Linked DNA regions of Homo sapiens: region 1 is linked to region 2. A link is an interaction called in ENCODE POLR2A ChIA-PET data of the cell type or tissue named here. Cell type or tissue: PC-9. All regions are shown on one strand. Each heading gives the region's core, and the rest is flanking DNA. Links, peaks and the distances in the headings are about the cores only. Region 1 holds the start of HIPK4 (homeodomain interacting protein kinase 4). Region 2 overlaps SHKBP1 (SH3KBP1 binding protein 1).

Region 1 (2,907 bases), core at 170-2,669, 200 kb before region 2:
CTCAGGTGATCCACCTGCCTCAGCCTCCCAAAGTGCTGGGATTACAGGCTTGGGCCACCACACCTGGCCAGCCTGTTTCCTTCTCTGAGTTTTTCTGCTTTTCATTCAGCCATTTCTCAGTTTTTTGTTTTTGTTTTGTGTTGAGACAGAGTCGAGCTCTGTCGCCCAGGCTGGAGTGCAGTGGCGTGATCTCAGCTCACTGCAAAACCTCTGCCTCCCAAGTTCAAGTGAGTCTCCTGCCTCTGCCCCCCAACTAACTGGGATTCCAGGTATGTGCCACCACGCCTAGCTAATTTTAGTTTAGTTTTTTTTTTTTTTTTTCTGAGACAGAGGGACTTCCTCTGTCGCCCAGGCTGGAGTGCAGTGGCGTAATCTCAGCTCACTGCAACCTCTGCCTCCCGGGTTCTAAGCGATTTATCTGCTTCAGCCTCTGGAGTAGCTAGGATTACAGGTGCCCGCCACCACACCCGGCTAATTTTTATACTTTTAGCAGAGACGAGGTTTCACCATATTGGTCAGGCTGGTCTTGAACTCCTGACCTCAGGTGATCCACCCGCCTCGGCCTCCCAAAGTGCTGGGATTACAGGCGTGAGCCACCGCACCTGGCCATCCCTCACCTTTCACTTGCAGAAAGCAGTATCATGAAATGGTTATTAATTGCTATTCTGATCCCAGAGTGCCAGGGCTTCAGTACCCAAGAGGCTGAGTGACCCTGGGCACTTAGTCTATGTTTGTGGAATGAATTCATTCCTTCCACAGAGACAGTGGGGGTGATAATGCCGGCCAGGTGCTGTGGATCCGTCCTGTCTGTCCCCTGCTGTGTTTGTGGAAGTCCCTGCTTCCCTGGGTCTCTGTCCTTCCACCTCTTGGGGCAGAATAATCCACCTTTTTCTGTCTCTGTGTCTCTGGCAAGCATTCATTTAGCACTGGCTCCATGACTGCAGTGCTGGGAGATGTCAGGGACACAGCGATGATTAAGTCAGCCCCAGCCTTGCCCTCAGGGTGCCCCTGGTTCAGAAGCATCCAGACAGTATCAAACTCAAAAGCAGACAGAGGACTGGGCATGGTGGCTCACACTTGTAATTCCAGCACTTTGTTGAGGCCAAGGTGGGCAGATTGCTTGAACTCAGGACTTTGAGACCAGCCTGGGCAACATGATGAAATCCTGTTTCTACCAAAAAACACAAAAATTGGCTGGGCGTGGTGGCTCACGCCTGTAATCCCAGCACTTTGGGAGGCTGAGGCAGGTGGATCACAAGGTCAGGAGTTTGAGACCAGCCTGGCCAACATGGCGAAACTCCATCTCTACTAAAAATACAAAAATTAGCCGGGCATGGGTGGCGGGCACCTGTATTCCCAGCTACTCAGGAGGCTGAGGCAGGAGAATCGCTTGAACCCGGGAGGCGGAGGCAGTGAACCAAGATCATGCCATCATCACCCCGTCTCTGATAAGTACAAAAAAAAAATTAGCTGGGCGTGGTGGCGCATCCCTGTAATCCCAGCAACTCGGGAGGCTGAGGCAGGATAATCACTTGAACCCAGGAGGCGGAGTTGCAGTGAGCTGAGATTGTGCCACTGCACTCAAGCCTGGGTAACAGAATGAAACTCCGTCTCAAAAATAATAATAATAATAATTTTAAAAAATTAAAAAAAAAATCTAGGGCTGGAAGAAGCTGGGAAAAAGACAAGGAACTAGGGACGCAGCCACCCTAGACGACCCCTACTCACCTTGACCCTGAAGGGGCAGCGGGTCTGGTCCACCAGCATGATGTTCTCAGGCTTGAGATCAGCGTGGATGATAGCCAGCTCCTTGAGCCGGGCCAGGGCTGTGAGCACCTGCAGGGTGACTGTACGGATGTGGCGGGCGGGGAGGGGCGCGAAGTTGTTCTCCTTCTGGAACTCGAAAAGGTTTTGCTCCAGCAGCTCAAAGACCAGGTAGAACTTGAGGGCGTCATGGAAGAACTCAAGGAAGCGGATGACGTGGGCCTCTTCAGGGTCTAGGCCTCGCATGCAGTGCAGCAGCTTCAGCTCGTTCTTGATGATGCGGTTGCGGTAGGCGTCATTCTTGAGGATCTTGATGGCCACCATCTCGCCCGTGCTCCGCCGCCAGCCCTTGGCTACCTCCCCGAAGGTCCCCTTGCCCAAGACCTCGATGATGTCGTAGCAGTCAGTCTCCGACTGGATGGTGGACATGGTGCCGCTGCTGCCAGACACCGCCCTGCCCAGGCCCCTGTACCACTGGCTCTGCCGCCCAGGCCTCCCGCCTGGCTGCTGACACAGCAGGCCCCCCAGTGGGGGAAAGAGAACCGCACTCGTGTCTCCTCCTATGAGGTTGGCCCCTGCTTCCCTGGCACCCCCAAACCCCCAGGCCACACTGTCAGTCTGCCAGGGGCTGCACCCCTCCCCAGAAACCCTCCTGGCTTGGGATGAGGGGCCCCAGGCCCCACCGAATGGGTTCCAGCGCTGTTGAGTGGCTCTGGTTCTGTTGTTGGAGACCTGAGCCCTGGCTGGAGTGGGGGTGGGGTACCAGGCTGGGCCCCCTCCCCCGCCCAGTGGCGGAATCTTGCAAAGACCAAACAGGTGAAGTGTTGACAGAGGGGGGTCTAATCGTGGGCCTTGGGCATACAGGAATGGGGATAAGGCAGGAGTGAGGAAAGGTGGGCTTCTTGAGCTTGGGAGATGTGATGTGTGTGTGTCTGTGTTCAGAAAACTCCTGTCCCAGTCTGTGGCTACTGTGGGGTGAGGTTGTAAAAGGCCCTGAATGCCAGGCTAAGGAGTTTGGATTCTGTTCTGAGGGCACTGGGGAGCCACAGAAGGGCTTTGAGCAGGGGAGGGCAGGGTCAGATATGAGTGTCAGAAAGTTACTGTATGAAAAGGGATAGGTTGGAGCGGGTAAGAGTGGAAGCC
Region 2 (2,907 bases), core at 130-2,629:
GTAAGAAACCCCCTGATCTTTAGCAGTAACTCCACATTTCTCACTTCTGATACCCTCTAGAAATCACTAATATGCTTTCTCTTTTTGTTTGAGACAAGGTCTCGCTCTGCTGCCCAGGCTGGAGTGCAGTGGCATGATCTCAGCTCACTGCAATCTCTGCCTCTTGGGTTCAAGCGATTCTCATGCCTCAGCTTCCTGAGTAGGGGAGGATTACAGGTGTGCATCACCATGCCTGGCTAATTTTTCTACTTTAAGTAGAGACTGGGTTACGCCACGTTGGCCAGGCTCAATATGCTTCCTATACCTATGGATTTGCCTGTTCTGGACAATTCCTGTAAATGGGATCATACATTATATGGTCTTTTGTGTCTGCATTTTTCACTTAGCATATTTTTTTAAATGGTTAGTGTTTTCTGGGTCTTAAGATATCCTTACCTATTCTAGGTTACAAAGATCTTCTCCTGAATTTCTTCTAGAAGATTTACAGTTTAGTTTTTACATGGAAGTCTGTTCTATCAGAAATTAAATTTTATGTATGGTGTGAAGCAGGGATTATTCTTTTTTAAAAAAAAATAGAGACAGGGTCTTGCTCTGTTGCCCAGGCTAGAGTGCAGTGGCATGATGTGAGTTCTCTGCCACCTCCGCCACTCGGGCTCAAGCGATTCTTCTACCTCAACCTCCTGAACAGCAGAACCACAGGCATGCATCACCACACCTGTCTAATTTTTGTATTTTTTTGTAGAGACAGGGTTTTGCCATGTTGCCCAGGCTACTCTTGAACTCCTGGGCTCAAGTGATCCTCACACTTTGGCCTCCAAAGTGCTGGAAATACAGACTTGAGTCACTGTGCTTGGCCATAGCTGCTGCTGCTGCTTTTCTTTTTTTTTTAAAGCAGAAATAAGTTAATAATACACCTAACTTCATGACACATTATCACCTTTCTTCTTTGTAAGGCCCTTTTCTTATTTCTTTTTTTTCTTTCTTTCTTTTTTTTTTTTTTTGTCTTTTCCTGAGACAGAGTATCGCTCTGTCATTCAACCCAGGCTGGAGTGCAATGGCGCAATCTCAGCTCACTACAACCTCTGCCTCCTGGGTTCAAGCAATTCTCCAGACTCAGCCTCCCAAGTAGCTGGGATTACGGGTGCCTGCCACCATGCCCAGCTAATTTTTGTGTTTTTAGTAGAGGCAGGGTTTTGCCACGTTGGCTAAGCAAGTTTTGAACTCCTGGGATTCTCCTCTCGTCGTCTCCCAAAGTGCTGGAATTACAGGCATGGGCTGCTGCACCCGGCCTCTTTCTTATTTCACTTACTTACTCATTTCCTCCTCATCTCCCTTCCCGCCACATGCCACTATTATGTCATTTTTCTTTGTTTTTTGAGACAGTCTCGCTTCGTCACCTAGGCTGGAGTGCAGTGGCGCAATCATAGCTCACTGCAGCCTCACCCCCTGGGCTCAAGTGATCCTCCTACTTCAGCCTCTTGAGTAGCTGGGATCATAGGTGAATGCCATCACACCCAACTAGTTTTTTAAAAATCTTTTGTAGAGATGAGGGTCTCACTATGTTGCCCAGGCTGGCCTCAAACGCCTGGCCTCAAGCAATCTTCCTGCCTCGGCCTCTGTTCTCTGTTTTACTTTCTCTTTCCTCTCTTATTTGCTGTTTCACTGTTACAATTTCTGTCTCTGGGCCTCTCCTCCTTTGACCTGTGCCTTTGTCTCCCTGTTCCTCCATTTCCCACATCTCATCACCATCTTTTTGTGTCCTTCCCTCTCTCCTTGCTTTCTGACTGTGTCTCTGTTCTGTGTCTCTTTCTTTCTTTCTTTCTTTTTTTTTTTTTGAGACAGAGTCACATTCTGTCATGCAGGCTGGAGTGCAGTGGCGTGGTCTTGGCTCATTGCAACCTCTGCCTCCTGGGTTCAAGCAATTCTCATGCCTCAGCCTTCTGAGTAGCTGGGATTACAGGTGCGTACTACCACCACCAGCTAATTTTTGTATTTTTACTAGAGACAGGGTTTCAGCACGTTGGCCAGGCTGGTCTTGAACGCCTGACCTCAAGCGATCCACCCGCCTCAGCTTCCCAAAGTGATGGGATTACGGCGTGAGCCACCGTGCCCGGCCTCTCCTTGCTTTCTGACTGTGTCTCTGTTCTGTGCCTGTTTCTTTCTCCCTGCCCTGGTTTCTGTCTCTGTGGCCCAGGCCCTCTCCTCATCCTTGGCCCCTCACCAGGTGACAGTGGGAACTGGATCGAGATCGCCTATGGCACCAGCTCAGGGGGCGTGCGGGTCATCGTGCAGCACCCGGAGACTGTGGGCTCGGGGCCTCAGCTCTTCCAGACCTTCACTGTGCACCGCAGCCCTGTCACCAAGATCATGCTGTCGGAGAAGCACCTCATCTCAGGTGAGCCTCTGTGGGGTGCTCCAGTGCTGGGAGAGACAGCTCAGATGGGAGTGTGGAGACAGGAGGATGAGAATTTCCACTGGGGAGGGACATTGTGTAGGAAGAGAGCTCTGGCGGAGAGGATTGACCTGGGATGGGACTGTAATTGCAGAAGTGAGAGAATACCATAGGGGATCAGTCTGGGGAAGAGTGAATCTGTGTGTGTTTGGGAATCCATCAATTCAGCAACGATTTACGGGGCACCCACCATGTGCCAGGCATAGGGGATACAGTGATGAACAAGACAGGCCAAGTCCCTGCCCTCGTGGAGCTGACATTCTAGCAGCGATGGCAGACAATAAATCTATAAAAATGGACATCAATGGCCAGCTGCGGTGGCTCACACCTATAATCCCAGAACTTTGGGAGGCCAAGGCGGGTAGATTACTTGAGGTCAGGAGTTCGAGACCAGCCTGGCCAACATGGTGAAACCCCACCTCTACCAAAAATATAAAAAATTAGCCAGGTGTGGT

What was found. ChIA-PET counts read pairs that join two places held together with the same protein. Peaks named below come from ENCODE experiments on the same cell type or tissue, not always from the same donor. Only the 100,000 strongest peaks of a DNase experiment are listed, where the experiment ranks them.
Region 1: POLR2A ChIA-PET joins it to region 2 with 7 read pairs; 2 of 35 experiments call an interaction of 5 or more read pairs at or near these places.

Annotation. Positions count from the first base shown.
Region 1 is chr19:40,387,710-40,390,616 of GRCh38, forward strand. HIPK4 (homeodomain interacting protein kinase 4) reads right to left here and starts at 2,472. Exons shown (of 4, transcript NM_144685.5): 1 at 1,729-2,472. The coding sequence starts at 2,193. RefSeq lists enhancers at 1,825-2,374, 2,375-2,907. In PC-9, for the core only: no CTCF peak of the experiment used is centred there; no DNase peak of the experiment used is centred there.
Region 2 is chr19:40,584,550-40,587,456 of GRCh38, forward strand. SHKBP1 (SH3KBP1 binding protein 1) reads left to right here. Exons shown (of 18, transcript NM_138392.4): 13 at 2,225-2,395. Among named protein-coding and RNA genes, the nearest start is that of SHKBP1, 9.1 kb to the left of the region's middle. In PC-9, for the core only: no CTCF peak of the experiment used is centred there; a DNase peak (open chromatin) is centred at 1,352; H3K27ac peaks cover 1,792 bases.